Regions from separate parts of the Mus musculus genome. Here regions 1, 2, 3, 4 and 6 are each linked to region 5. A link is a loop called in an ENCODE intact Hi-C map of the cell type or tissue named here. Cell type or tissue: gastrocnemius. All regions are shown on one strand.

Region 1 (5,000 bases), 310 kb before region 5:
CTGGCTATGGTATTATTACTGCCCTTACTCCTGGTGCGAGGAGAGCGCTAAGGACTCGGTCAGTCCATCAGCCTACATGGGAGAACCAATGCCTTCTCCTCCTCCCACCCCTCCCTGTCAAGTCACCTGGTTTCTTCAGCTTCTGAGGCAATTCACCCCAACAGCCCTCTCCTGGCAACTCTTGCTCTAATGCTCAGCTAATAGTTGTCTGTTCCAGGCACTGTCCAAATGCATACTATAAATCAGAATCCAATTACTGTGGTAAGAAAATTGGAAGCAAATTTAATAAGCTTAGACCCCTCCCACGTGCTGTTTCTTAGCTCTTTCTCTTTTCAGTAATGAGAACTCTTCAAAGGGGGAAAAACTTTTTTTTCCCTTTAACTCTCTGACTGCGCTCTCCACTTCTCATATGAAGCTTCTGGGGGTAAAGGATAATGAGAGAGGGCTTCTTTAGCTCCTCTTTCCTCTCTGCATGGAAGACAGGTAAGGGAGGGAGGGAGGAAGAGAGAGAGAGAGAGAGAGAGAGAGAGAGAGAGAGAGAGAGAGAGAGAGAGAGAGGAGGGAGAGAGAAAGAGAGAGGTTGACAGTCTTTCTAAAGTCTTTCTCTTTTATTTATTCAGCAAACAGATATCGTGCCCCTTATCACACACCAGACACTGTAATTGATGTTCAATCTGTTCCTTTCTCTACAGGGCAGTTGACACCAGAACAAGCAGGATCTTTGCTGCAAGGCAGGATGGTCTCCTTAGCAGGAACAAAGCCTGCATCACTGGGGCTCAGTTCCACGAATGAGCTAGGCAGCCAACGTAGGTCATTGGCTGTGAGGTAAAGCATGAGACCCTGCAGTTCACAGAGCTTAGGAACAGTGATGCCAGTTGCCAAGAGGACGCCGGGATGAGGGTAGAAGAAGAGGGGAAAGAGGGAACAAGGGAGACCAGTCTATACAAGGCAGAAGCCAAGATACCAGGACAGAGGGAGAGGCACACAAATACACAGGCAGGTGGATGCACTTATCCCAAGGCCTCTACTCTCTCCTTAAATCCCGAGGCTTCTGGCAGAACCAGATCACACATGGACTTCACTTGGCCTGTGCTTCACAGAGCAGGTCTCAGAGTCACCTAAAGTTCTTGCTGAGCCAGGTCTCTGGGGTTCACCTGAAGCTTTCTGGGCAAAACCTAAGACTGTGCATTTCCAACCTGCTCCCAAGCGATGCTGCCACTGGTGGTCCTTTGGTCTGGAGAATCAGGCTTTCAAAGCCATTGTGAGTTCTTGCTATTCAAAGTGTGAGCCACAGACCTTAGGCATTGCCGTCATCGGGGAACCTATTCGACATGCAGAACCTCAGAGCTGAAGAGATGGCTAAGAGCATTGGCTGCTCTTCCAGAGGACTCAGGATAGCGACACACATGGTACAACTACCTGTAGTAGTTCCAGCTCCTAGGGATCTCAATCCCTATTCTGGGCTCCTCCAGCAGTCCCCATCCATGTGACATTCGCTCTCTCTCACATACAGGAACACAGATGCATAAATAAAAATTATAAAAAAGAATAATAAACCTTAAGAAGAAGGGAAATGCTGGATATCAGCCCCCCTCGCCCCCAACCTACTGAGTCAGATGGACAGACATCCCAAGACGACCTGTCTGTTTGCCTGTTTAAGTCTGAGAAGCCCTCACGCAGAACGGCCACCCTCAAGTCTTGCTGCTCATTAGAGTCACTTGGGAACTGAGCAAGGACACACTTGAGTTGATTGGAGTCTGGGTATCAACATATTTAAACGGCTTCCAAGTGCCTCTCAGAAGGAGCCTGGGTTGAGAGCTGCTAAGACTGGCATTTAGAAACCAACATATCCCACCTTGATGCTGCTCATCTATTTCTCTGGAATCGAGCCTGACCTTGAACCCCACCTTTGTCCTTCCCCAGCCTCACCTCCACACCTGACAGTCTGACCCCTCCATTCTGGTTTTTGATCTGGTGCTTCATTAGTTTGTTTAATCATCTCTGGTTTTCTACCAGCGTGCTTCTCCTCCACACAAGGCTCAGCTATCATTCATATATATATATATATATATATATATATATATATATATATATATATATATGAAAATAGGTCAACACTCTCCATATTTTATTTGACCCTTATAACAACCAAAGTGCATGGGATCATTATTGTTATTTTTATCCCTGCTTTTTAAAAGAGAAAAGCAAGGTGCAGAGAAAGTGAGTTAGTCCATTCATCTCAGCCAGGATGGGAAATGGCTGCCAGATCCCGGAGACCCCATGCTGACCCTAGGGTGACCCTGTACATTGTTCCCGACTTCAGCCTGTTTTACATAGGAGGTCTGGCCTGACCTCGTGCTGGCAGTGAACTGGTGATAAATATTTTCATTTCATCTCTGAAGATTTGGGTAAAAAGCAAGACCAGATTTACAGCAGTGATCTTCACTGCAGATTTGTCCTCCAGGGGAGACATATGGGAACGGTATTTTTGGCAATCACAACTTGGCGTGTGGGGGAAGGTAGCTGTTAGGGTAGGGAGTGCTACTGGCATCTAGTAATAGAGGCCAGAGAAACTGCTAGAATCTTGGGGTGCCCAGGATAACCCCTCCATGAAGCATCATCAAGCCCAATATGTCAGCAACATTGTTCTTGAGAACTCTTGACCACCATTAGCTATGCTGGTCATAACTGAGGTGGGCAGGCCCCAAAGTGAGTCCCATGGGTTCTATTGGTCTGTGTGGACGAGCTTATGGGACGGCACCAGCATCTGTAGGAGACTCACAGCAGAATTAGGAAACCTGGCTGGTGAGGACGCTAGTCATAGATGGTTTCCGTAAGCGGGAGCTGGATGAGGGAGATCCTGTATGTAGCTAGGACCCAGTGATCTGGGTCTGAGGGAAGAACACAGTGCTTTTGTGGACAGGCTCTGGGGTTCGTTCTTGAGATCTCAGGGGTACCACCAGCAGGGGGCAGCACTCTACTAAACTCAGCCTAGGGTTGGAGGATCCAGTTGTCCTTGCTCAAGAACCTCAAGATGACTTCTGATCCTAGGTACCCACCCCAATTCTGAGCCTTGTGATCTCTATTCTTTTGGGCTTTTTTTTTTTTTTTTCGGGTAACATTTGCTGAATCCAGAATTCTCTGAGTAGCACACTTCCAGCTCCTGGAGGGCAAGGCTGTTGCCCTGAGGCAGTCATACGGCTAATATTCTTTCCCCTTTTGTCTTCTCAAACAGTATCAGGATTCTACCTCAGTCCCTTCTGCCCTTCCCACTGCCTCCCTGCCGATTACAACTCTTTAACAGATGGAACCCTGGGTAGGTACAGAGCCCAGAGCTGGCTGGCAAGCCAGGCTCTTTGACGAACAAGCTTGGCTCTTCCTTGCCTGACCCCACAAGTCTGGCCTTTGTGCAAACATTCACTTCTGCTTTGCACCGGAAAGTGAGAGGGCAGGACAGAACTCAGCACGCTCACCTACTTGGTGAGCTCTTGGCATGTCCTCCCATGGCTAAAAGCAGTCGTGCCTGCTCTCCAAGGCCTCCCACCCAGTTGTTCCAGTGCCTGTTTCCTTCCTGGGGGGCCTGGCATCTAGAATCAGGACAAGGAAGTAGCTACCTCACTAAGACCTAATGAGGCTTCCCACAAGCCCCTAATGGGGCTTCTTTCCCTCCCTCTCTCCTGATCTCCCACACGTAGTTTCTGCTCAAGGAAATATAATAACTTGGTATTTAAATTTTTGCTCAGAGAGGAGTAACAGGATAAGGGCTGGGGAATTCAAATAGCAATATCAAAAAGAATTTCAATGAGACTCCGACTCTAAGAGAGTTTAGGCCAGTAGGAGGGAGGAGGAGGGGACTCTGGCTATAGGGGACACAGACACTGCTGCTTAGGGGGACATTCATGGCATTTTATAGGGAGAGTTAAATTCACAGATTGGTCAGCGTTAGTAGAAACCAGGCCATCATCCAGTTTGTAGCCTTTGCTGTGTTCATGTGGACACCAAGACTCCAGTTCCATGCAATACTGATAGTGACTAACGAGGACAAGTTGAATGTCTCCACGGGATACATGCTGCATACAGGATTTCCAGGTTGTGCAGCTCTGCTTTGGCAACCGAGTCCCAATGACTTCATATAGTAATGCTCAAAATTACCAACATAATAAGCCTCAACAATTATAAAAGTCCTTTGTATGCAAATTCTTTTTCTACAAATGGGGACCCAAACCAACTAACAAAGACAAAGAGTCAATACTCTCTACCCTTACACCAACACTCTATACCTTGCCAGTTGAACTGCCTTTGACTCTTGCCACTCAGAGGCCAGTCTGTGTTGGAATGGGTGCAAGGACAGTCATGCATTTCTCTGTGACTCTCTAGCATGTGTGGGCCAGAGCATGGAGGTTTAGAGGGGGAAAATAATTAAGACCCAATTGCTTTCTCAGACCTCAGAAGCAAGCAGAGGGGCTACCAGGACCAAAGGAGCAGTTGGCAAGGAAACAAAACAACCCCCTTCACAAAGCCTCTTTCTGCTTCTAACAAAGCTCTCTACCTGCTCTCTGTTGTGTTCTGGAGCTGTGACCTCTCTAAGCCAGTGGCTACAAAGAGGGTATGGTGAAAGGCCCCCTGGGCAGGCAGACAGGAAACAACTCTAAGTGAAGAGGCCCCTCTGAGTCTCTTCTCACCTTGTAAAATGTGCATGAGATGCTATGGAAAGAATTTCTCTTAGTGACAGGAGAGAGCATAGCCTGAATTCCTGAGGGTTTACCCATCATGCCCTTTGCTTAGAGAGCCAGGCTGGAATGTGAGACTTGGTCTGGAAAATCCAGGTTCGGTCTTTTAGTGTTCCACTAAGCTTTTAGCATTATATAGCATGCATCACCTAGGGTGACTACCAGCTGAGGAGCAGGTGTACCCTCTGTGGTGGGCGTCTCACTCTCTTCAACCTCCAAGTAGAAAGCAGGATCTTTGGGATAGTTTGTGTGCAAGCAGTGTGTAGCACA
Region 2 (5,000 bases), 140 kb before region 5:
TAGCCAAAGCGCTCTGGAGGAAACGATCCTGCTTCCATAGTCCCTACCAGAGAGTGGTCCCAGTCACCCAAGAAAACAGCTCCTGGTGAGTGGCTCAGATAGCGTGGACACTCAGATCTATCCAAATCATAATGAAAAGCAGGGGTAAAAAGATATGGGAGATCCACTTACAGTATTGTGAGAGGGGTAGAAGCAGTCATGGATCCTAGGGTATGTCATACTTCCATGTCTGGTCCATCTGCCATATCAAACCTTCCAGTGACTGGTGAGGTAATGTAAATTGAGTTGAGGTTTGCCCAGGAGGATGGTACCCAGAGGCCAATCATTCATATATATATGTAATATTATATTGCAGTCATATATATGTAATAAATATATATTGCACATATATTACATGTGTATATTAATATTATGTGTATATATGTAATATTATATTCAAACAATAAGGTCCAATCACAGCTGTCCAAAGTTCAGCTTCCAAACTAGTCTCCTGATAATCTTGGGTATTCATCTACATTTCAGGAGCTTCAAATGGGAGGCATCACTGGGGCATCACCACTAAGAGGCCATCTGAATGAATGCCTCACGCATCTTGTGAACAGTTGCTGTGTCCTGAATATCTGGTGCTCCTTGTGCCTCATGTATATTTAGCATGAATCATGAATATGCAGTAGCTATTCTGTTCCTCCATCCCTTCCTATCTACATTCACACATATGTGACTTTAACTCTCTTAATCTAGTTCTGATACATCTCACAGCCAGTTGCTTATACACTCTGCATAACTAGCCTCCTGATTCACTTATCTTAGTTCACGGAGAGAATCTAATACCCTCTGTGAAGGCATATTATGCTAAGTCCACCAGAACAGTAACTCAACTTCCACCCTACTTAAAGAGGTCTCCACAGCCCCTACCTTTCTGCATCTTTGCCACACTCCTGTGAAGCAGGAGATAGCATCCCAACTCAGAATCTAAGACTGACTGACAGGGTTAGTGATTTCTCTAAGGCCATAGCTACAAAGTCAGTGGTAGCATAGGAGAGCCAAGCATGAACCTTCTAGCTTCCAGTCAATGTCTTTTCTGTTTCATCAGATTAATCCTAGACCATGTCTACTCTCCAAGGACCCAACTCTCATAAGAAGTCTCAGGATTCAGAACTACTAGCTCCTGAACTGGCTTATATCTGAAAAAAAAAATCAACTCTGGAAGTCTGAGAATCAGCCTTGTATACACACACACACACACACACACACACACACACACACACACACACACAAACACACACACACACACAAGTACTCATGTGCACAAATGCTTCATGCTTCACAGAAATCACTTGCTTCTAGGAACGGGTCCAAGCAGCCCCTCTTGTCAGTCCAGCTTCACAGTCATTTGTTCATTGTAAGAGAATGCAAGAGGTTTTTCTGAGCTCAGCCCCTCTAGCAGTTTGTCTGGTTCATCCAAGGCACAGTGGCAATGTGAGAGAAGAGATCTGTGCCCAGAGACCACTGCAGTTCTTTTAATGAGCCCTCAGACCAGGGTACTCTTAGCATATGTGCGCCCATCAACCTATGTCAAGTACTCTAAGAGCCAGAAAACCAATGTTCTTTACCAGTAAACCAAGCAAGCTTCTCCCAGGAGACCACACAGAACAAGTGCTTGTTAGTTCACTTATGCCACGGCGTGACCCAAGCCCACCCTTCCAGTTGTAGGCAATGCCAAGTGAACCAGTGACCTAGGGCTGACTCCAAGTCTCTCAGACTATGCTCAGGCTGCTGATGGCTGTGCTGCCTCTGCCAGGCTTCTGCTGCTGCTGCTGCTGATAAACACACCACTCTGCATAGCTGGATGATGGGACAACAGTCCATTATTTAAGCCTCCCCTCAATCTCAGGCTGGCCCGGGATGCCCCATCTCCTGCTAGGCAAAGTTTCCTTTGTGGCTTGCAACCTGAAAGCAAGAAGCTCTGGAACTTCACTCAAGTAGTTAACCGTCTTTGGAGGAGACATTTAGGATGTATTAGGAAAAGGACTCCTAAGTATTTTCAATGGTGCCCAAGAGATAATGTCCTCAGATAATCTATAAAGGTATGTGTGTCCACTTAGCCAACATCGGGTGCCTGTTTCAGAAAGCCACTCAGTCCTATAACAAGACCAGGACTAGTGGGAGTCATTCTTAGACAGGTTTTATGTTTCTGTAAGTAATTTTTTTTTTCTGTAAGTAACCTGAAAAGAGACCGGGGCTTTTTAATGTTAGCATTGGGAGAAGTAGGATAGCTGTGAAGTAGATGCACTGGCCACAGAGCATGATAGCCCGGGTGAGTGAAAGAAATCTCAAGGAGCCTTGTGATGAGAGGATCAAGGCTGTCCTCTGATCTCTACACATGAGTGTTCTCTCTCTCTCCCTCGCCCCCCCTCTCTCTCCTCTGTTTCTCTCTCTCTCTTTGTCTCTCTGTGCCTGTCTCCCTATGTCTCTTTCTGTCTCTGTCTCTGTCTCTGTCTCTGTTTCTGTCTCTGTCTCTGTCTCTCTCTCACACACACTCACAATGAGTGTAATTTGTTAAATGGTAGGATTCAAGGACATATGCAACATGGAAGTGTAAAGTGGAATACTGGGGGGGAGAAGGTACAAGTGGGGTGTAGGGGTCAGGAAGACTGGGGTGAAGAGAGAGTTTCAAAGGACCAACTCAAACAAGAAACATTTATGAAAATCCTATAAAGAAATCTGTTACTTTAATTATTAATTAAAAATTAAATAAGAATAAAATGATAAGATTCACCTGATTGTCTTTAAATAGCCTTATTAAACTCATAAATAATAAATGAGCTGAGCACTCAAGCCTACCCCAGGATTCAGGGTGGATGTGTATAGAATAAGTACTTAACTCACTGTTTGCTCTTTTCCAGAAATAAATACAAGCAAAAAGGCACCACTGGTCAAATAAAAGCTCAATAGAAGAAAAGAGTCAGGGCAAGGAGAGCAAATCCAGTTAGGCTGGCAAGGACCCCTAATGAACCAGGCTTTCCCCTACCCTGTTCTAAGAAGCTGCCTCTGACTAACCCAATGCGTCCAAGAGCTCTTGTGTGTGGATAGTCCGCCATCTAGCGTTAGCAGTGGACCAGGCTCATGTCACAACAGGAAGACGGTGCCCTCCTGCAGAGAAATGACAGCACTCAAGGTTGTTAAGGGCCATTTGCTTGAACAGCAGTCAGATGTTATGCCATCCAGACTTAACAGGAGCTCCGTGAGGTCAGCATTCTGGTCACCATTTCACGGACAAGGCTGAGAGCTCCCTCCAGAATGGTTGAGCCATTTAACCAAAGTGTCTTGAATCACGGGGAAGGTCAAAGATTTGCCTCAGTTCACCCTGCTGACACCTTCCTTTGCTGCTGGTGAGGGGAGGGTCTCAGCAGCATGGCTCACGTTCCACCCCTCTGAGCTGTGAGCTGGTCTTCCAGACTCAGCCTCCATTATTTGCTTCTGTGTCTTCTTTCCTGTAGGCAGCATCCTCTTTCCAGACAGGGAGTTCTCGGTGTCCTTAGGGCCTAACCTGGTTCCTCCCTTGATATCTAACCCACTGGAGAGCCTTAGTCAATGTCTTCAAGTAGATAGCCAGCTAGCTGGACCAGAGATGAACAGTCACTTCCCTAAATGGTATCATCATTCCTGGGCCAAGAGACCACCACATGCTAATCAGCCAAGCACACAAGCAGCCAATCAGCACAGAGAATCCTCATCATGATAGAAGCCCCAGGGGATCAGTTGAAGTCCAGTCTACACTTCTTGCCGGGGCTCCCCACTGTTAATACCAGGCCAGTTTTAAGTCACAACTGATTGCTCAACGTGGTTCTTGGAGCAACTCTGTCAGTTCTGAGTCTCCAGGTTTTACTGGGTCTATGATTCAGAAACCTTCTGGTTGACAGCCCAGGGCTCTGATGGAAAACTTGCTGTGTCTGAAGCAGAGGGAGCAGAGGTAAGCAGAAAGTCAAGTCTCTCTCTGTTTGACTCAAAGGATATTTTAACATGGAGACAGGTGCTTTCTTAGAGGTCCCTGCAGCCAAGTGTCTTCATAGAGATGGGGCAACCCCCTAAGGCCACACATAAGAGAGGATTCTATATACTCCGAGAGAAAATGTGATGGAAGGCAAAAAAAATACAATTCTATACATTGGTGTTTTAGGAGAGTGATCACTCTCGAGGCAAAAATAAAAATAAAACATAATAGTCATAAAATACTTGCACTGCCTGGGGGGGGGGAATTGGAGCTTCATTTATTGAGTGTCTGCAGCTTGCTGGCTTTATTTAATCTTTGTAATGACCCAGTGATGTAAGCATTCGGGGATGCATTTTACAGATTAATTAACCAAGATGCACTCAAATAGTTAGCATAACTCTTCCTGAATAGTCGTTGTTTTCTGTCCTGCTAGATTTCATGTTCCTCTCTACTTAGGAAACTGGAGAGGAGATGTAACTTGGGACCTGAAGCTAAAGACCCTGGGAGACTTTGATTGCAGAGCTCATCGACAACTAGGCAGCCATGCTCCTCCCTGAAGCCAGGCAGAGCTGGCCCACTTTTACCTACCCAGGGCCCACTGTACACTTCCTCCCTTTTCCTCCTATTACAAATACATACATTTCGCTGTAGAAACGTCCTGGAGGCTAAGCTCATTTCTCTAACCCAGCATGGTGACAGCAGGAAAGTCACGCTATTTACACTCAGCTGCTGACTGCCCTGCTCTGAGCCTCATCTGAAATCTAGAAGGTTCTTTTTGATGACTGAATTTTTACACAAGACATAAAATAAGAAAAGAAGAGGGGATTTATTTTCTTTGTAAGAGTTACTAGTTTCCTTTGGGAGCTTGACAGCAGAGAGCAGGCTTCACTTTGGCATGCTCTGTGTGAGCCCCATCTCAAGGCAACCTGATCCCGGGGTCCCCGGATCAGGCCTGCTTTGCTACTGGAGGCCTGGAATCTTGCCTTTCCTCAGCCATCTTCCATTG
Region 3 (5,000 bases), 77 kb before region 5:
CTACCCAAGGGATCCCCTGTCTCTGCCTGAGTGCTGGGATTAGACAGTCCTCCACCCCATCCTGCTTATACATGAGATCTGGGGATCCACATCGCCATCTCCCAGCTTCATGCTAAGGACTTTACCCACTGACCCATCTCTCCAGCTTCATGCTAAAGACTTTACCCACTGACCCATCTCTCCAGTCCTGGGCCTTGAACTTGTGATTCTCCTGCTTCAGCTTTCTTCATTTTTACTAAATCCAAACCTACTAGGTTTTTGTTGTTGTTGTTTGTGTTTTCAGTATCTTGTTTAAGGATATATTCCTGGACTGTAATGACATTCACACATTCTCTACTGCAACTTCTGTGTTTATGAGGTTTCTGAATTTGCTGGCATTTTGACTGTGTCATGATTGTGTTGGTCTATCTCCATGCTAAAACCACATCATGTCACCCACTACAAAAGGCATCCACCTGGGCAGGTCCCATAATATTTGTTTGGTTATTTGTTTCCATCCCTTCCCGCCTCCTGCCTCCCCTCTCCTTCCCCCTTCTTCTAATCCCTCTTGTGGATGGAATATCAAAGCTGTTTGTACACCATAGTTCAATATACAGTTTAGCTCCACCTCATTAATTTTCATAGACAACTCCACCCGAGTCATGAGATGTCTGTGATATTGCCTCCTGGCTTCATACATTGGTGGTAATGTAAAACATGAGTCTGAATGGTTTCTCAGTGCGGACTACAGTGCTCAGAAGAAGATAGTTCACTCTTGGGTTCAACAAGAGTGTCAGGAAACCTGAACTAAGGAAATTTTATTCAGCACCATCTCTAATAGTCCCCACAGAAATCCCACAGTGTCAGCAAACCCCTCCTCTACCTGCCATGCCTACAGGTTTATTCCAAGGGCAACCCATCGTAGCTCAAACAGATCCTCTACCTACTCACTCTGCTCCCTTGCCAACTTCTCCAGTCATTGCATGAGCTTTGCAACTGTCTGGTTCCCAGAAGAAACTCTGAAACCACTCTAAGCTTTGGGTGACCATCCTTTCCTCCTTCACCGCTTATCAGACTGTCGATCCTACTGCCGGAGTCTCCTGACTCTAACCTCCTCTGCTCCCCCACTGCCGCTGTTCCCTGATGTTCTGCAGTTTCCCAGCCTCCACCCCTCCAGACGATGCTCCCAGACTCCCCAGCTCGACCTAGTCCATTAGCTCCTTATCTTGTTGGTGGAAGGGAGGGCAGTGGGAGCCCTCTGCCTTAGGAGAGAGGAAAGGCTTGCCACCTCACTGGTTAGAATCCTTCTAGAACTGTCATTGACTTTGTTCCTTGTTGCTGCCCCACCCTTTGCCACATCTGGCCAATGTCTCATCACTGTTCTTGGCATTGCTGGCAATGGCACGATCTTCCTCAGAGGGGCGCTACAATGTTGCTTCCTGAGATCTCAGCAACCCCTGTGCTTGGTGAGCATTTTGTTACATAGCAATTATTGGTAATGATATTCTTATGGGTTTCCCATTTCTTGTTTGGCTCCTATCTTGGTGTGCACATTCTTCCATGCCTGTTCCCATCATACATTTCACGATCTACCATTTTGGATGTAGCTCTGCCAAAATCTTTACACTGCTCTGGATTGTTTTTAAGAAGGCTTTTTATGTGACCTCAAATGCCTTCCAGTCTTCTCTCAGCTCATCCTTGAAGAGACATCTCACAGCCATGTTTCCTGTAATGCCTTCAAATTGACCACGAAAAAAGCAAAAGATGGTTCTGCTTGCTTGCTTGCTTTTTTTTTTATTCTTATTTTTATTTAATTTAATTTTTTTTTTTTTTTGAGACAGGGTTTCTCTGTGTAGCCCTGGCTATCCTGGAACTCGCTTTGTAGACCAGGCTGGCCTCAAACTCAGAAATTTGCCTGCCTCTTTTCGTGTCTGTTGTAATTCTACCCTGCTACATCTCCTAAAAGGCTCCTCAAAGACTCAGCTTTGTATGTAGTTGTGTCAAATTAGGTCGCTGCCCCTTAGCACTCCCTGCCTGTGTGTGTTTTGCTGGTTTTACCTACCGTATTGAGTGGGAGAGAGGGGGAGGAGAGAAAGAGGAAAGCCGTTTTTGTTTGTTGTTTGTTTTTCACTTCACCTCAGGCCTGGTGAAAAGATAAGTTACTGATTTTTTGGTTATTTTATGTCACTTGTCAGGGGCACCTTCTTTCCATGCCCCAAGGAAAATACAGTAGAATTTTCCCCAAATGGGTCCCAATATTAGTATCCCCAGGGAACTGACCTCAGTAACCAAAGGAACTGAGTCTCAAAACGGTAGAGTAGGTCAAGGCTGTCTTAGTCTCCGTCCTTGAGAGGGCGCTGCTCCCAAGTCAAATCCCCAGGGCTGGGAAAGAAATGCCTGCGCTTTCCCACAGGACTCTGGCAGCAGCTTTTTGCAGATAGAGTCCGCGCGGCCGCAGAGCGCCTGCCCATAGACATGGCGGCGCCCTCCTTGGCTTCGCGTCGCCCTGACCGTGGAGCTGGCCGGGTTTTGCCAGTTCTCGGGGACTTCCTGCACGTCTGGCATTTAAACGCGCGCCGGGGGCGGCGGGATGCTGCTGCGGATGCGGAGCTGTGTGAGCCGCTGCCTACCCGGCGCAGCCTGGGCTCCGCAGTAGCGGAGCTCGAGCATCCTTTAGTCATCTATCTGGGGAGACCTGGAACTCAGGCTTCGGCTTCCCGGCAGGTTTGTCTTTAATTTCCAAGGTTGCAGTTCTCTTGACACAATCCACAGCATCCTTCTCTCCAACCGGGCTGTGGATGAACCTGGGACTGGACTGAATCCAGCAGCTGGGGCAGCCCGGGCCATGGTGCGTCTGAGCCCCGAGCTCTGGTAAGGCAGTAGTGGCGGCGTTGTTCGAGCTAGGCGGGTGCCACTCCCGGGAGCTTCCTCCCAGCTGTCACAATGTTCAGTTGGCTGGGTAACGATGATCGCCGCAAGAAGGACCCTGAGGTCTTCCAGACGGTGAGCGATGGACTCAAAAAACTCTACAAGACCAAGCTGCTGCCTCTGGAAGAGTATTACCGCTTCCACGAGTTCCACTCGCCCGCCCTGGAAGATGCTGATTTCGACAACAAGCCCATGGTCCTGTTGGTGGGCCAGTACTCTACCGGCAAGACCACCTTCATCAGGTGAGCCTCATCTGGGTGCTGAGCCTTCCGGGTGACGTGGAAAGTCTTCCATTAAGGGCTCTGAAGAAATCCCTGTGGGAGGCCTCAAAAGTTGATCCTACTACCGAGTCCCCCATTGATTCCTATATGATGTCCCTCCTCAGTTCTTAGCCCTGGTCATTTTATTAAGAGTCATCCCTGTTGTCTGATCTGGGCACTGAAACTGAGGCACAGAAGGAACCAGACTCCTAATGAAGGTGGGGATACCGTAACCCTCCTTTTGACTAGAATCTCTTATCTCGTGAAGGGCTTGGGATTATCCCGGGGAGCCTTACCTTTGCAGCCGAGTTGTTCTCATGGTCGCGGGCCTGGGGATGGGGGTGAACTGGAGACCCTGGGGTCATTTATTCTTTTACCGTTTTTCCTTCTCTCTGACAGTGCTTTTAGGGCTGTCTCTTAGAGAAGCAGAATACTTTTAATAAGTTTCTTCTTTGAACTTAATAGTTCAATAATAATAATAATAATAATAATAATAATAATAATAATAATAATAATAAAGCAGCTTACAGAAGTAGAGGAGATACTAAGATGCCTCATCTGGCCCTTGACTTTGCAGGTGAGATAGCAGAGGTGATGGGAGGATACGTGATGGTTTAGAGCTGCACAAGATGGAAGCAGCCCTCGGTGCCTGTGAAAAATGTTAGCTACGTGCCTGTAACTTTAACAGGGAGTCTTCCATTCCGTTGAATGATAGATTTTGGGGGCTGCAAGCATTCAGAGAGAAAGTCAGAAAAATCCAATAGCTCTGAAGAACAGGCCTCTCTCAATCTTTACTGCATACAGACTGCAAAGCCAGGCTGCCCTTTTCAAAGGTTGAGGGGTACACATATTCCAAAGGTTGGAGGCTGCTTATGGCCCTTTGGGCTAAGAGGTCACACTCTTACAGGTGCCGTATCCTCCCAGAGTCAAGGGCACCCATCTGCAGAGGGCTTTAAAGCAGCAGTCCTCATATTTCTGGATTGGCATCATGATCTACAGAGCCACGTGCTTTGCTTGTCAAGGAGAGCAGCAGAGTTGACAACCTGGTGACTCATTTTTCAGTTTCTCGTGTCTCCCGCGCTAAGCTTCTGGGAGCCGTGTGTGTACCATGCTAACCTGTCCTGTCTGAGCAGAGCACCAAATCATTTGTCTTTGTGGAGTGGACAGTCTTGGGCTGTCAACTTGACCTGCAGCTTTGCAAGGTCAAATGATTTCTGAAGTGGGGACCTGGGGGTTGTGGCTTATTAACTCTAATATATTTTAAACATGAGACATAAATCCATTGTGGGTTTTTTTTTCACCTTGTTTTTAAAAATCTAAATCACTTTTCTTTTAAAAAAAAAAAAAAGAAAGCTGTAGCACTCTCTTTAGAAAACTCCACGGATACCCTATGTTTACCTGTAGTGTTGAATGGATTTAACTGGGAACACAGAGGGAGAATCTTGGATTCAAAGTCAACCCTTAATTTTATTAAACACCAATTGGTGCCAAATGTGCTTCAGAGATACCTGGGTTGTGCACACAAGTTCCTTTGTATCGCTGTTCTCCACCCTTTTGGGTTTATGCCTCATGGGAAGTGTGGGCAATCTGCAAACTGTTCTTGGCTTCGCACCGCCTTCCCTGGCCCTCTGATCATCCTTGGTCATGACCCTGAGGACATTAAGCTACTGGACCATCTCCTTCCCGCAGTAAAGGCACTTTGGTAGCTTCTGGACCTGAGCATGTCCAGGGACTAAGCTCTGGGGAGTTCCCAGCAGCCATCTTGCAAAATGGGAGGGAAGAAAAGCAAATGTGTTTTAAGAGCAGGGTCCCCCGAACACTAGAAAGTTTAAG
Region 4 (5,000 bases), 580 kb before region 5:
TGGGCTAAGGGCATCTCCCAGGAAAGACAGGTGAGGCCAGAGAGGAAGACATGAGCAAAACTAAGATTTGTTGTCCAGGAAGCATCCACGCCTGCCCTGGCTTCATGTTGACCTCTTTGCAGAGACTGGAGATGGATCAGCGGTGAACAGACACTGAGGGCAAGACCATAGCCCTGCAGTCCTCCATGCAATCCAAATGTGGTCCAAAAGACTCACATTCATAGCTCCCACAACAGTGCAGGTTCGAGAGGCAAGGGAGGGAAGAGCACACCAGCTCCAGGGTGGGCAGGAGATGATGGAGGTGTCTATGCTTGCAGCTCTGCGCAGCGTGCCTTTTCTATTTTCTTTTCTTCCAGTGCACTGCCATGTCATTTTTAAAAACCATATGTAGGTTGTTGCAAGAGAAATAAGTCTTAGATGTCGCCTGGCTCATACTTGGGGCCCTGGAAATGTATTGACAGAATGAAGAAATCCTTTCCAGGGATTCTCAGTATACTGAGGCAACAGAGATGATGACAAAGCCCATACATATATTTAAACATGAAGTCAGAACTGATATTTAAGTCTCCAGACACCAGCCCTTTCTCTTGATGCTTTGCTGAGCAGTACCCAGAAGGAACTGTAACAGGGACGCAGGGATCCAGGGATGAAGGGAAGGCCTCTTTCAGGCAGTCACCGTCTCTGCTCCTTGGTTCTTATACCCATTCCCACCCCAGAGGCTTCCTGTGGGAGGTGATATGACGGAGCTGGCCATCTCCCCTTGCTGTGGAAGCATTTGTGCTCATGAGAGGACGATAACCCATCATTCCGCTACTGTGGGTCCCACAGTGTCACCAAGATCAGATGAGGCCTTTTGACAACATCATCTTATGTCGTTCTCATATTAACCTTAAGATGTCCACTAGATGTACACTTTAAAAGACTACCTTTTCCCTAGGAGGTTTTAGGGTCACAACAAAATTAAGCAGAGAGTGTAGACTTCCTTTTGTTTTTACCTGCTCCCAGCCTGCCTGAACTTCAATATCTCCTACCAGGATGGCCCTTTTGATGCAACAGATGCGCCAACATTGGCACCTCATTATCCCCCAAAGTCCACAGATTCTGTTGCAGGTTACCCTGGGCATTAAAGTCACGACACAAGAGATTGTATCTTTTAGCATCTACTTACAGAGGCGAACAGCTGGGGACCAGAAGTTAAGATGAAGGTCACACGGGAGGAGGTGGCTGGGATTCTAGCCTGGATCTTCAGGATTTTATACCCAGCCTTGTGGCTTCTTGAGGAGGGTCCACCATGACGGGTACGGGCCAGCTGCTGAGTGGAGCTTCCACCTGTGGGGTTTGCAGATAAACCTACATTGGCTTTCTTTTGTAGTAAGTGGTTTCCTGTTAACTCACACTCATGGGCTTTCTCACAGAGAGTGTGAGTTGCCTGCTGAATGGAGTGACCAGATAGGTTGGGGCTGGAGACATTCCTATAGTGACTGACTCAGATATCAGACATCAGAACATTAACATGCGTCGATTACCATGAAATCAGATATCTGCACCACAGGAAGGTGTATCCAGACCTTCTCCTAGGCTATTTCTCCCTCATCTCTAGGTACCCCAAAGACTCAGGGTATAAGGTAAACATCCGTTCTTGCTCCTTTAGGGCATTTCTGGCTTATTCTGGTCAAGCTCCGCCTCCCTGTATGTTGTCCAGCCATTCCAGTCCACAATGGCTCAGCCTGTGTAGACTGGACTGTGGGCAGCCAGCCTAGACTTTCCCCATAAGTGTTTGTGTAGACCAGTGGAAAGAGTGTAGCTCTGAAGCAACCATCTATGTTTTACCCTCTTAGCTCATGGCTTTGGGCACAGCCCTGTTTCCTGAGCTGATAATTGTGGTTTAAGGCCAGGAAGGGGGCTTAGGAACCAGAGACCATAACATAATTCCCATTGCACCACAGCTGTGTTCAGCAGCTGGCATCCCTCATCCCCAAGTGAGATGCTCAACTCTGAAGAACCTCCCATCTTTAAAGTATGCCAGATGGGGCTGCCAGACAGAGGCCGGGGGGGGGGGGGTCTCAAAGCCCAGTTCTCTCGTCCAGCAGCCTGACAAACAGCAACCAGTTTGCGTTTGTTAGAGGCATTACTACAACTCATGAAGCAGGACTTCAGCCACTATTAGATTTCCTCTGCCGACACCAGGCGTCACTTTTGGTTTTCCTGTGAGGTGCCTGACATCTTCCCCTCCTGCAATCACTAGGCAATGCTTCACTGCCACTTCTAAGCTAGGGACAATGATCTTCCCCCGGGGAACAGCAGTGACTTCAGAGGGTGTCCAGGCTTCCACCAGCACTCCAGGTCTATCACAAGACTGTCTGGAGCAGGCCCAGGATAGCCTTCACAAAGTCCCCCAGTGAGTCTGTTTTCAGTGCCGTTGCCCCCATAGGATAACTGCCTCATGGTCTGTCTTTCCAGAGAGAGATAGAGATAGAGATAGAGATAGAGATAGAGATAGAGATAGAGATAGAGATAGAGATAGAGATAGAGATAGAGATAGAGATAGGGATAGAGAGAGAGAGAGAGAGAGATAGAGAGAGAGAGCCTGAGCTGGAAGGACCGGAAGGGATGAAATAAAACTCACTCATCAGTTGTTCAAGAATTTTTAAAAAGTTACTGCCCCAAATACTTTATAGGCAGAGGTACTGCTGGCTGGGTGTGGAAATACACTCCAGATCCACACATATATCAGTTTAAATACCAGCTCAGCAATTACTAATTGCATGCTCATCTCAAGTTACTTCTCTTAGCTTTTAGTGTTATTTTCCCAGTGTTAGAATGGATGGTAATCTTTACTTCAAAGACTTATAATTCACTAGAGACATACAAAACACAGAGCCAAGCATTGCCTCTCAACTCAAAATCTTCAGTGCCCGCCGACTTTGAAATTCTTGGCTTGTGTCTCCTTTCCCCACTGGTGTAATGTTCATCATCACCACTAGATGGAGATAGCGAGGCATCTCAAGGCTTAGTGTCGTAGCCAACAGCACAAGGGAGTTCCAGGTCCCATCTCCAGTGAGTGTCTCCAGTACCCAGCAGGAAGCCTCCTGGGCCCCAACGTCAATCCTTTAAAGAAAATAACTGCCTTTTATTCTTGGTAATTGCATGTGCATGTGAGTTAGCTTTCCCTATTTAAGTTGTGGGTGTGACATAGCAGGTGTTTTGAAATGGCAGTACTCCAGCTCTCACCTTTAGAAGGTTGGTGCTAAACATGATTTCATAAGAGAAAGTGGCCACGCACCATCAGAGGCTATGGCGACTCTAGAATTTGTATCCTCAGTCTGAGCCAATTACCACTTCCTTCCGGGTGGGGGGCGGGGTGTCGGACGGGTTACTCCTGTACAGACCTCTGCTGCCGTCTAGGGAAAACCTTATCCCACGAGTGTCTACTGTTTTCCCTCTGCAGACAATGGCATTTGGGGGTGAACTGAAGTCTTTGCATGCAGTATCTGAGTCAGTGGCCTGATCTGTTACACAGCCATACGGGGATGGGGGCGGACAGAAATGACATAGGTGAAATCCAGGATTCCTTTATTGGGCTTTGGGCTACTCCTATCTGGTAAGAACTCCGTATTAGACTTGGGGAACAAGTGAAGGCTTCAAGGGCCATGTCAAACTAATTGAAGAAACTAATTAGGGCCAGACTGAGGCATAACTTTAAGGGACCCACTTCAGCCTCCAATGCTCACATTGTGAGTTACTGCTCTTGGTTAACCACAGCCCGGAGCAGACTTCTGGCAGGCTCTTTGCCTGCAGGGCCCGCTGTGGGGCTGGACAGTTATTGGTAGGTTCGCCACTAGGTGTCACTGTCTCACCAGCATCTGTCCAGGGATGATGGCTAACTCCAGGTAGGTGGAAGAGGTTGTTCATTTTCATGCCGATAAACATCCAAGGTAGAGAGAGACGCATCTGCTCCCATGCTGTGTGGAGAGAGCGCGGTCCCGCATACTGCCCCGGACAGTGTGAGTCGCTAGGGCTGTTAGTGAACCAGTGGGTCTTTTTCATGGTGATTAAATGCTGCCTTCCGTGCTAGTTGCTGCTTAGACTCTTAGGAACTTGTTCCCCAACCCTGATGTATAGAATAGACCTTAGAGGTCCTTGTATCAGTCTTACTTTTCGGAGAAGGGGCCCAGACAGAGAAAGCCTTCCCCCTAGGACATCGCCCAATAGAGGCAGAGCAGACCTGAGCCTTAGGCTGGGTGGTTCTGGGTTAAGGCTGTCTAAGCCACCATGTTCCTTGTTTTCCACTGTGCTCCATCAACTCTGCTCTTACCATTCACAGAGCAATCAGTGTATGCTCTGATCTTTGTTGCTGCCCTGAGCTGGAAACATATATAGACATAAGATACCATGGCATGTGATAGACCCAAACAGTGTGTGTCTCAGGGGCAGCATAGGTCGGGAGCAGGCGATTTTCCTCTCTTTGGTCAAGAGCTCTTTTCCAAGACTCTTTCTGGGGGCATAAAAGGGACAGTGGATTCAAAGATTATGGGGACAGGTCCACAAATAATCTATTATCAAGTGGAAGTGGTATATACATTCATGATCAGGCCCAAGAGGGTCCTGCGGGTGCAAGCAAGTTACACCAAGTTGTCTGAATGTGTGTATTTTCTCCTCCTGCTTCAGTGCCTTCTGCTCTAAAGCATGAGCCTATAGTTTTGTGGGAAGATGATGGTTCTGTGTGTCATACAGGAGCCACCCAGAAGTGGACAGCTGCAGCATTCTAGCCCCCTCTTTGGGACAACCGTGAGATGGCAGTGAAGGAAACGTTAGGAAGGACACAGGGTTGTATATTTGGCTGTGGCAACTCGGATGATACCCAGGTTACGGTCCTCATAAAGACCACTGGACACTTGCTGGCCCAGGAACCTTAGAAGGTAGAAGAGTTGAAGCAGCAACTATGACCACCAGGGGGCAGTATTTCACCACATTCTGCTTAATCCAGGACCATTCTCCCA
Region 5 (5,000 bases):
CACCCCCATCCCCATCCCTGACCTCATTCACTCCTCACAACAGCCAGGCAAGCCTGATGAGCTCATGGTACTATTTTACATGTGAATGGACTGAGATTTAGGTGAGCAAAATAAACTTGCCAGAGAAAAGGGAGCAGAAGGACAAGGGCTTGGGCAGGCTGTGGGTGTTTGTTTCTGACACCGGAGAGCTACCAGAGCTACCAGAGTCTCCTGTGTCACTGTGCCAGCCTATCCTGGGTGGAAAGCAAGAGAAAGAAGTGTCCACAGGGATGTACCCACCTAGGAGGGCAACTGAAAATATGCTACCTAGTCGGAACACAGGAACACACACACACACACACACACACACACACACACACACACACACACGCTGGTTCAACAACACTTAGTGATAATTCATGCATTAGGACCATTAGCCAAACAGGGAACCCAAGCACAGGCCACTCAGATTGTCCAAGAGACACTCCAGGACCCCAGACTGAAGGAGGAATATGTCAGAACGAAAACAATCCCAAGATGAGAACCCTTGGTCTTGCTCCTGTTCACGGAGCCCCCAGGCGAGGAAGGACTGCTACTTTTCCTCCATACTGAAAGGGAGATGGGAAGGGGAGAGGTCAAGCCATAAAAGAGTACCCAGTACATTCCCTGTGGCCACACTGGAGCCTGTGGCCTCGTACAGTGCTAGCTCCTTTTCCCATTGGGGTGACACTAAACCCTCCAGATGATCATCCTGAGTGGCCCCACCCTACCTGGTCTACTGGTCCCCTTGCTGTGCCAAACTGCAGGAGTGCTCCTGACCCTGGCCTTGTGCCTCTCACCGTCCTGAGGCCTCAAGTTGACTTGACCACACCTGCCCAAGTGGATCTCCAAATGCTCTTCACGAGTCTCCCTCCTTTTCTCCCTGGTTGGAAAGATCCCCCACCACCAGCGTCCCCACACACATAGACGTACATACACACCTACGAATGCTCTCCTCTCTTTGTCAAGGGCAATATACAGCCTTCTGGCTTCAAAGAAACCTCTGCAGAGCCTCTCAAATGTAATACTCGAGTGCTGTATCCCTTTCACGTCGACAATACGCTACAGGAGGCAAAACCAGTTCTCCACCACGCCCTCACACAGTTCCTCATGTGACAAGTTGGCACCTTGCTTTCGGAATGAGATAGTGTTCTTGCACTTAATGCTTTCCTCTCCACTTGCAAAGTAAGGAAGAGTTAGAATCTTGTTCCCAGAGCCCGGGCGTAGAGGCACAGCAATCAAACATTCCCGTTTATCACGGTGCTCAGCTTGGTCCTTCATCTCCTCTCCAAGCAGGGAAAACCAGGTTCTGGTCACCTCCCAGCTCTTAGAGTGAAGGCTACAGAAGAGAAGGCCCACCTAATTAGCAGACTCGTGGTTTTGTTGGAAAAGCAGGAACTCGGAGTTGAGAGGCTGTATCGTAAGCCTGGCTCTGCCATTAAATGGCTTTGGAGATCTAGACCCAGCTGGCTACCTCCACCCCCGCCCCCACTCCCACCTTGTGAACTCATATTCTATGGTCTCCATGTTCCTTCCAGCTTTAGGATGCTGAGTTAGTTGGTCTGGGGGATTGTAAGCAAGGCCTTGGAAGTTCAAGGGCAGAGATGACGTCAGAATCCCTTTGGGCAGAGGCTGTCACTTCCACTAGTGTCAATGGCTGCTTTGTTTCAGGTGACAGGAGAGTCATAGAGTCTGTCTTCCAACTTAGGGACATGCCCTTCTCTACCTCAGGATAGAGGAAAAAAACAAAAGCACAGCTTCCTGGGTCTGGGGCCATGAGGGCAATCTCAGGCCTCAGCCATTCAAGGAAGCTGCAAGATCCAAAACAGGCAGTGCTGGTCTTCCAAGTGCTCTGTCAGCTAAAGATAAAAATATCACGGGCTCGGGGATGTTCCCAGGCATAAATCAATCAGCCCGGACTATTTCTGTTCTTATCTTTTGCCCAGGGTTCCTCCTGAAGACCTCCATCCCGCCCTCTCCTCGCTGCACCCCAGCCACCTTACCCAGAGTGGGATGAGCATTCAAGGCTTCCCTTACCTCAAGTCACTCACTATCTTATCCACGCCAATATGGGAGTCCTTACCCCACGTGCAAGTGAGCAGGCAGGCATTCTGATGCCTTAGCTCCCATTATCCTGCACATCAGGGACCCTGGGCTTTTCTGATAATCAGATTGATCCCCTCCATGGTATGTCAGGTCTGTCAGCCTTTTAGGCAGAAGAGCTACCCCTGGTTCTGGTGGGCTTCTAGAAGGAAGCAGTCTTGACTAAGACCCCTCACTACTGGCACGGTGAGAGTAAGGCTTGTCACTCGTGTGCTTACAGGGATTAGAGTACCTGCCCCTTAGGGCCACTTGGAGGATTAAATGAGGCTCTGTAGATAAAGCATTAAATTTGGCACATGGCATGTTGCAGATGTTCAAAAAAAAAAAAACAAGAATTGCCTTCCCCTGCTAGCCTTCCATCTGGCTGTCACCCTCCCACGACTGACCCGTGTCTTGAAAAAGCTCCTTTGAGAAGATTTTTGTCAGCTTGTCAGGTTCAAACCCAGCTCCCGGGGAAGCCCGTGAGGATATCTGATCCACTCCCGGATCCTAAGTCAGTGTCCTAGTAATAACCACAGATGCCACACTGCCGGGCCATCTGGAGAAGCCTGCCTTATCCTCGGGCTTCTACCGCCCTCTAGAGGCTGTAGTGTCACATTGCTGTCAACGCTGGTTAGCCCTGGGAGAGACTGAGGGACCTCACTCCACAGACTTGAGGCACCATGTGGATTAAGGTAAGACAGAAGGAAAGGCAAGATATCTGAGGAAGTCAACACCTCAGAGTAGCATGGAGAGTTCTAGTCCACAAATTTCTGCGTGAGTTCCCCTGAACAGGGTTCCTGCGTCAACCTCAGCACACAAGGGAATTCCAGTCATTCACTGTTCACTCAGTAGAACCTCATTAACGAAGGGTACATCTCACAACCTTGCGGAAAATCATCTGAACCAGGTCTGTATAGCTCAGTGTAAATACCAGCTCGGTGTTTAAAGCATTGCCAACCTCTGCCATGTTGTAAGAACAGCATATCTAGACTACATTGAAAGGTGTTTGTAGGCGGGAGGTTGCTCCATTATAAAGTGCTTATGTTCACAAAGCCCCAGGTTTCATGCCAACATCCCATAAGTGGGACAAGGTGGCAGATGCCTGCAATCCTAGCAATTGGCAGGGGGACTGTAAGTTGAAGGTTATGTTCAGCTATATAATAAGTTTGAAGCTAGCCTGGGATCTTATCCCAAAAAGATAAGGGGGAGGGAAGGAGGAAAAAGAGAATGTGGCATGTGCATGCATGCATGCATGTGCACGTGCGCTCGTGCGTGTGTGTGCGTGTGTGTGTGTGTGTGTGTGTGTGTGTGTGTGCGCGTGTGCATGTGTATACACATGCACAAGCTCACTCATTTTAGAAATAATGACTAGCTATGGAAGATGCTAGCATTTGATGGGAGAACCTCTAAGCATCTCTCATATGGCAAACAGCTAACGGACACATTTATTAGGACATCAGACATGACCGTCTGCATCTGCATCGTTTCTGCCTGTGCTCCTCCCGTGGCCAGACATGAAGACTGTGTCTGGCAGGCTGGGGGCTTGAAAGGAAGCCGCTGACCCCATTACCTCGTCCATTCAGTACTGTGCTGTGCTGGAATCTCCTGCCTGGGCAGTGGGGGGGACGGGGGGGGGGGCTTATCTTTCCTGTTCTCTTTACCAACTGCGAGCAAATGGAAGAATCTACGCAGGGTTCATTCGGCCCAGACATTGCATAAGAGCAAAGGGGGCCAAGTCTTTGATCGCTGCAGCTCCCTTACGTAACAGGAGTTTTCGGGTCATGTATTTATAGACTTAGAGCAGGGGGAGATCCTAGTGATTATTGTGGTCTAAGTCTTTCATTTCCCAATAAAATGCATCAGAGGAAGAGAAGGCATTTGAACGGCACACATGTGAAGTCGAACTCGGGCTTTCCCCTCTGACTGATATTGACCTCAGTATCACAGTTTCTAGGAGAAAATTATTCTCAGGGAAGTCCTTAAACAGAATCTTATGTATACATAAATGGGAGGAGAGAAGAGACCCAGCGCGCTGTAGGCACTCAATGATTAGATTGGTTGGAGTTTTGCACCAGAGAATAATCTAACCTTAGTAGCTCAACAGACCTGGAATTAACCCCACATTCATTATCATGTTTTATTGTCTTCTATGATGTAAAGGCAGTTGGAGGTTTTAATCCCCCCCCCCCACACACACACACACACTATTCCACTGAAGACTATGAGTGTGCAGCTGCGGTTACAACACGGCCCTTGGTGGCTTGGCAGATATAAGCTCTCTGAAGAAAGCATGCAGATCTAGAGAAACGTTGGTTTCAGCGTCAGGAGGTGTGTGAGAATCTTAGTTACACAGGCCATGTGGCGAGTAGGGACATAATGCAAACCCTTGCTAACCTCATTTCAAATATGTGATCAAAAATGGACTCAGAATTACCCAGAATTACTCAAAACTGCCACTTGGGCCAGCAGCTCCCCGTTTGCTTATTGGTTTGTTTGCAACTCATGATTTGGATCACAATTGTCCATTTTCTTGAAAATGCCATCCTGCTGAGTCCCCATGGGATGTGTGGAAATCTGGATACTACGGTATGCACTTGACATTCCGAGGAATCAGGGCTGTAGTATAAAACCATACTGGGGAGCCTCCTTTTCAGATCCTCACGGACCAGGATTTACAGTTTTCTGGTGTTCCAGTGGCACACTAGGAAGAAATGAAAGAATTGTCATTGCCATGTTTCTTCTATGGTGTCCCTCCCACTCTATCACAGAGACACCACAACCAACACCATGCCAAGACCAAACCCCATTTTATAGTCTCAGCTAAGGACGACACCCCAGCACAGGACCCCTTAAGTTCCTAGTCCTTCCTTTATTTTTACTGAGCATGTCTGATGTAG
Region 6 (5,000 bases), 160 kb before region 5:
GAGCTGGGAACTGCCAGGTTAAGACGAGAGCTATTTAAGATTCCTCACCTAGGGAGATTTTCATTTTATATGTATTGTGTGAATTTTTTTACTGCTGGAGCATGTTCAACCATCACTTGTGTAATTAAAAATAAATAATTAAAATCCTTGAAGGCTGATGGGTTTTTCTTTTCGGTCTTGCAAAGACAAAGCAATCTCTAGGGAGCAGAAAATGACTCTGAAGTTTGCACTGGTGTGTGTTGGAGGGGGACAGGGAGCTGGGGGGGGGGGAGTTGGTGGTGGCATGGAATTCCATTTGCAGGAGCTGAGTGGAAATGTCCCTTGGATGCTAATACAACAATGTTTAACCCCTGATGAAGTGCATTATGTAGCACTTATGGTTTGCAAAGCACTTATGGTGATGACCAAAGAAACTAGTGACTAGCAGATGTGACTAGGAAAGAAAACGTGACTAGAAAGGAAGAGTTTATTTGGTTTACACTTCTGTATCACTGTTCACCATCATAGGAGCATCATAGTCAAGACAGGAACCCAAACAGGGCAGGAACCTGGATGCAGGAGCTGATGCAGAGGCCACGAAGGGTTGCTGCTTACTGCCTTGCTCCTCCTGGCTTGCTCAGCCTGCTTTTCTTATAGAACTCAGGACCACCAGCCCAGAAATGACACCACCCACAATGGTTTGGGCCCTCCCTCATTAATCACTGATAAGAAAATGCCCTACAGGCATTTCTATAGCCTGATCTTATAGAAGCATTTTCTCAATTGAAGCTCCTTCAGCTCTGATGATTCTAGCTTGTGTCAAGCTGACATCAGACTATCCAGGACAGATAGAGACAAGGACCTATTAAGGGGCAGTTCTAAAACTACTAGGCTAATGGTAGAACCTGAATAAGCAGTGGAAGGTAGGAAAGGAAAGGAAAAAAAAAACAGCTCTAATCATTTTCCCTCTCCTTCCCTCCTTTTCCTCTCCCTCTCTTTCTCCCTCTCCCCTCTCTCCCTCTCCCCTTCCTCCATTCCTCTCCTTCTCTCTTTCCACACCTCCTGTCTCTCTGCTCCTTTCTGTCTCTCTTCTCCTAGTTCCCCCTTATCCTCCTATTCCTTCTCTTCTTTATCCCTCACCCTTGTTTCTCTTTCTTCTAACCACCGGAGACCTGTTTCAGGATGCTAGGCCTTTCCCAGAAGACATGACTAGTTGAACGACACCCTTCTCAATCTCTCTGTCACACTCCCAGCCACAGTGATTATGTTCACTGATCAGGCTCCTCCATTATTAGTTCTTTGCTGTCATTAAGATGCTAATCAACACTGCGAGGAAAAAGTGATCACCTCCATGTAGGCCTGGGGACCCCAGAGCCGGGCCAGCTGTCCTGGTGACCTCAGACTGCGCTCTACACCCCAAGAGCAGGGTCCCTCGGCTTCTCATAGCCCGAAGCCTGCCTAGCGACAGAGTGGAGGAACGAGCAGTCAAAACTACTCGCTCCCACCTCACCGAGCAGCCCAAGCACAGAGCAGATGGATGCCACCACCCTTTAACCCACAGTCTCGAGCTTACAATACCCAGAGGTACTTTCCAAAAGGCAGACCAAAGAGAACAGGGCAGGCATCTCAGCTGAGGATGCCGCTGAATGCTGCGGAAAGCTGAGAACGGAGTGGGGGCCCACGGGCTGGATCTAGCCTGGGCCGAAGGGAAAAGGACAGAAGAGAGCTTCAGCTGCGTCCTGCGGGGACAAGAGAGTCCTTGGCTTGCTCGGTGGGTGCCTTGGCTTGGTGGAGACCTTGGCTGAGAGCTCTGAGAGACCTTTTGTGGGAGACTAGGCGGGCCGGCTCTTTAGAGGAACACCTGCTCCATTGCTTCCTCACTGCAGATCCTGATGAGAAGATGGAGTCCATGGTTTTAAAGCACTTATTGTCACGGCAAAGAGTAGTGATGAGTAAAACTGTACCCCTCTTTCTCAGGGCGGGCCTGAGGTTAAATACCTTTTGCAGGGAGGAGTGTCTAGGAAGGGGAGCTTAATTGGCTAAGCCCTTCCGACTTTTAGGTACCTCATTAAAATGGAGATGTGTCTTGAGGCTAGGTGATCTGAGGTCACATCCTCTACCTGTGGAGGGGCTTAGGGTGTTGCCCTTACTTGACTGATGGCCACAGACCTATGGAGTGGAGAGCCTTGTGTCAGGAGCCTGTGACAAAATGCCTACCGTCCCTTGCAGAGTTATCTACAGGGTCTCCGAAGCTTTAAACCTAGCTCAACCAGAAACCATGCTGTCTTTAGCAGTTCCACACTAGATGGCCATTGTTTGAACACAAAGACAGAGCAAAACCAGACAAGCTTTCCAAACTCAGAACAAACAAAAGCATTCAGAAAAATAAAGACAAGAGGGGCCAGCGAGCAACTGCACAAGCCAGCTAAGGGTACATACGCACTGGGTATGGAGTCACTTGGACCCTGTCTGAAGCTCAAAGAACCATAGTGAAAAGCATGTGTCTCTGTCCCAGCCTCACTACCAGCTGTGAGATTTCATCAAGCGACTCAGTTACTCTTTCCTCCATCAGGAGTTGGCCTGGGAAATCTAACAGCAGTTGTAACTCCAAACTACAGTGCCACTGTATCCCTTGTTGACATTTAAGTACTTATATGCTTCAAAGATTGCTTCAATTCTAACAAGGTCCTATGTTATTGGTTGCTTTTAGCCAGAATGAGGTCAGAAAGGCTGGAGTAAACAATTCGCCAGGATTGCACATAGAATTGTAATCTAGAACCATTGGAGTGACGCCAGGACAAAACCAATGACCAACAACTCATTTCTCCAAATTTCCCTTGCACCTGAAATGGAATGAGCTTGGCACACATAAGTGCTCTTCCAGCTTCTTCAAGAAAATAATTCCTCCTGGTTTCAAACTTTGGGGAAACTGGCATAAGAAACAGCTGCAGAGTTACTACTGTTTGGCTCCCAGCCTGTTTCATCCCTTATTATGGGGCTCACACTTTAAGGACATTGCCATTAGGTGGTGGTAAAGAGCCACACGCACTGAATGGGATTCTAAATAGCTCATAACCGCTTAAGACTAGCAGTGTGGATTGAGACGTGAAACTCATTAAGGGCGTGGAAAGAAAATAATCCTTAAACTGACTTAAGCAAAGAAAAGCAATTCATTACATACATAACACACAGCAATACAAATAAAAAGTTAGGCAGAATATGCATGTGTGCTTTCCTCGATGAATCCCCAGAGGTATCTAGAAAAACTCTTCTAAGTAGATCTTCTCAGGAGCCCTAATTATACAGCTAAGCTATCCATGAACCTGAACCATAGCTGGGCAACAGAAGTTAAACCGTGGTAGACCCTCTGATGCTGAGCCCTCCTTCTCTCCAAAGGAAATATTCGAGGACTGTGCTGCTGATCCTCTGCTTGGTTACAAGATAGACTATTTCATCCTAACTCCCCCCCCCCCCCATTGGCACCAGTGACTTTAAAAACAGGAAAAAGCCTCTTCAACTCTACTTCTCTTTGACTCATCCCTGAGAAGAAAATCATTCCAACCTATTTCCTTTCTGTTAAACAGGGGTTGGGTGCAATTGCTGCAGTATTAATTAATGATGAGACTCTTGGTCTGGTTGCCCTGGCAATGCCCACCAAAGCATCAGACCTCTTCCAACAGAACAACACATCGAGCAGTCAATTAACTGTTTTCTTCACAAGTGTTCGCCGAGTTCACAGAACACCTGCTATAGAAACGAGCACCCAGGGGAGGCTCAGTAAACACTTGCCGACTAGCTGGCAATCTGCAGCCAGAGAGGTGAATGCCAAATTTACAACCTTGAACACCTGATCATATTTAGCTGAGACTGAGACTCTATACAAAAGGAAATAGAAGCATATTCAATTTTACAAGGTCCTGGTCTCTTTTACTACCAATAATCTTTAAAAAGGAGTAAAGATTTCCACTCAGGGAGTGAAGAAGAAGAGGGAGACCATGGAAAGGGAGAGAGAGAGACAGAGAGGCATACACACACACACACACAGAGGGAGAGAGAGAGAGAGAGAGAGAGAGAGAGAGAGAGAGAGAGAGAGAGAGAGAACTGGATCAGTTCTTTCCAGCTTTTTACAGTCACTGCCCTCTCCCAAGTCTACAAAGATTGGCTTTGAATGTCAGTCTTGAGGCCAGTGTCATAGATGGCCCCTCTACCCATTAAGAATAGCTCATTCTAGGTCAGCTGTCTAAGTAGGATCATTTGAATCTCTCAACTGTGGCCAGTGGATAACGTCAACAATATACATAAACACGAGACCTAGCTCTCAGCTTAGCTATACACAAATGTGATACATCTATTCATTTCTTCTAACAATGTGTTCTTGGCTCTAACATCAACAAAGCTGGCCCTTCCAGGTTCATCTCGCATCCAAGTAGAAACCACTTGTCCCATTGCCTGCTTGAATACCGGTTCCCTCTGTTCATTCTTTTGACTCTAAAGAACAGAGCCACTTGTGCTAGCCAAAATAAAGGGGAGTTTATTTTTAAAATAAAGACTAATGCCTAGATAAACCAGTAAGAGCTCTTGGGAGCAGAATCCAAGGAAATGGAGAGCAGCAGGCTAGTGTCTGAAGCAAACAGCCCTGAAACTCTGACTCCCCCTGGCTTGTGTTGTCTTCCTCTGTGTCTTGCTCTGGGTCTTCCGGCTTTTGCTGCTTTTGCTCCTATAATTTAACTTTGCCTTTCCTGGGAGTGGACTCTAGTCCAAGCTCAGATCCTGACAAATAATCCTACCATTCCTCAGAATGCCCTCTCAGACTTGACTGGCTCAGCAATTTTAAGAGAAGGAGCTGATTGGCTAAGCGATTTCAACAGAAGGCTCTGATTGGCTCCACTTTTCTCAGGAGCCTGCTCAAGAGGATTTGTGTGAAGAGCCACAGGCAGAAGCAGATTCCAGTTCCAACTGTCTTGGACAATCTCTTCACTTTGGACTTTGGACAGCCACCTGAGAAGTTGGGGACTAGCATC

The links. Hi-C counts contacts between places; a loop is a spot of excess contacts. Peaks named below come from ENCODE experiments on the same cell type or tissue, not always from the same donor. Only the 100,000 strongest peaks of a DNase experiment are listed, where the experiment ranks them.
Region 1: it touches region 5 in a loop (7-fold over the local background); 18 of 42 quality-filtered maps call a loop at or near these places.
Region 2: it touches region 5 in a loop (7-fold over the local background); 26 of 42 quality-filtered maps call a loop at or near these places.
Region 3: a loop joins it to region 5, with 13 times the contacts of the local background. A loop is called at or near these places in 23 of 42 quality-filtered maps.
Region 4: it touches region 5 in a loop (10-fold over the local background); 41 of 42 quality-filtered maps call a loop at or near these places.
Region 6: a loop joins it to region 5, with 4 times the contacts of the local background. A loop is called at or near these places in 8 of 42 quality-filtered maps.

Annotation. Positions count from the first base shown.
Region 1 is chr17:73,569,671-73,574,670 of GRCm38, forward strand. The region is part of intron 2 of Galnt14 (polypeptide N-acetylgalactosaminyltransferase 14); the gene reads right to left. Among named protein-coding and RNA genes, the nearest start is that of Gm46602, 95 kb to the right of the region's middle. In gastrocnemius, a CTCF peak has its summit at 2,959 (motif pointing right); DNase peaks (open chromatin) are centred at 2,304, 2,513, 2,968 and 3,371.
Region 2 is chr17:73,741,018-73,746,017 of GRCm38, forward strand. No RefSeq gene overlaps it. Among named protein-coding and RNA genes, the nearest start is that of Galnt14, 33 kb to the left of the region's middle. In gastrocnemius, a CTCF peak has its summit at 3,105; a DNase peak (open chromatin) is centred at 3,110.
Region 3 is chr17:73,802,321-73,807,320 of GRCm38, forward strand. It overlaps Ehd3 (EH-domain containing 3), which reads left to right and starts at 2,521. Exons shown (of 6, transcript NM_020578.3): 1 at 2,521-3,149. The coding sequence starts at 2,923. In gastrocnemius, a CTCF peak has its summit at 2,334; DNase peaks (open chromatin) are centred at 2,477 and 2,823; H3K4me3 peaks cover 2,430 bases; H3K27ac peaks cover 2,173 bases.
Region 4 is chr17:73,298,468-73,303,467 of GRCm38, forward strand. No RefSeq gene overlaps it. Among named protein-coding and RNA genes, the nearest start is that of E330032C10Rik, 50 kb to the left of the region's middle. In gastrocnemius, CTCF peaks have their summits at 2,973 (motif pointing right), 3,819 (motif pointing right) and 4,959 (motif pointing right); DNase peaks (open chromatin) are centred at 2,996, 3,384, 3,838 and 4,951.
Region 5 is chr17:73,879,680-73,884,679 of GRCm38, forward strand. Xdh (xanthine dehydrogenase) reads right to left here. Exons shown (of 36, transcript NM_011723.3): 36 at 4,216-4,804. The coding sequence ends at 4,754. Among named protein-coding and RNA genes, the nearest start is that of Xdh, 68 kb to the right of the region's middle. In gastrocnemius, a CTCF peak has its summit at 2,702 (motif pointing left); a DNase peak (open chromatin) is centred at 2,675; H3K27ac peaks cover 1,671 bases.
Region 6 is chr17:73,721,475-73,726,474 of GRCm38, forward strand. No RefSeq gene overlaps it. Among named protein-coding and RNA genes, the nearest start is that of Galnt14, 14 kb to the left of the region's middle. In gastrocnemius, a CTCF peak has its summit at 2,997 (motif pointing right); a DNase peak (open chromatin) is centred at 2,958.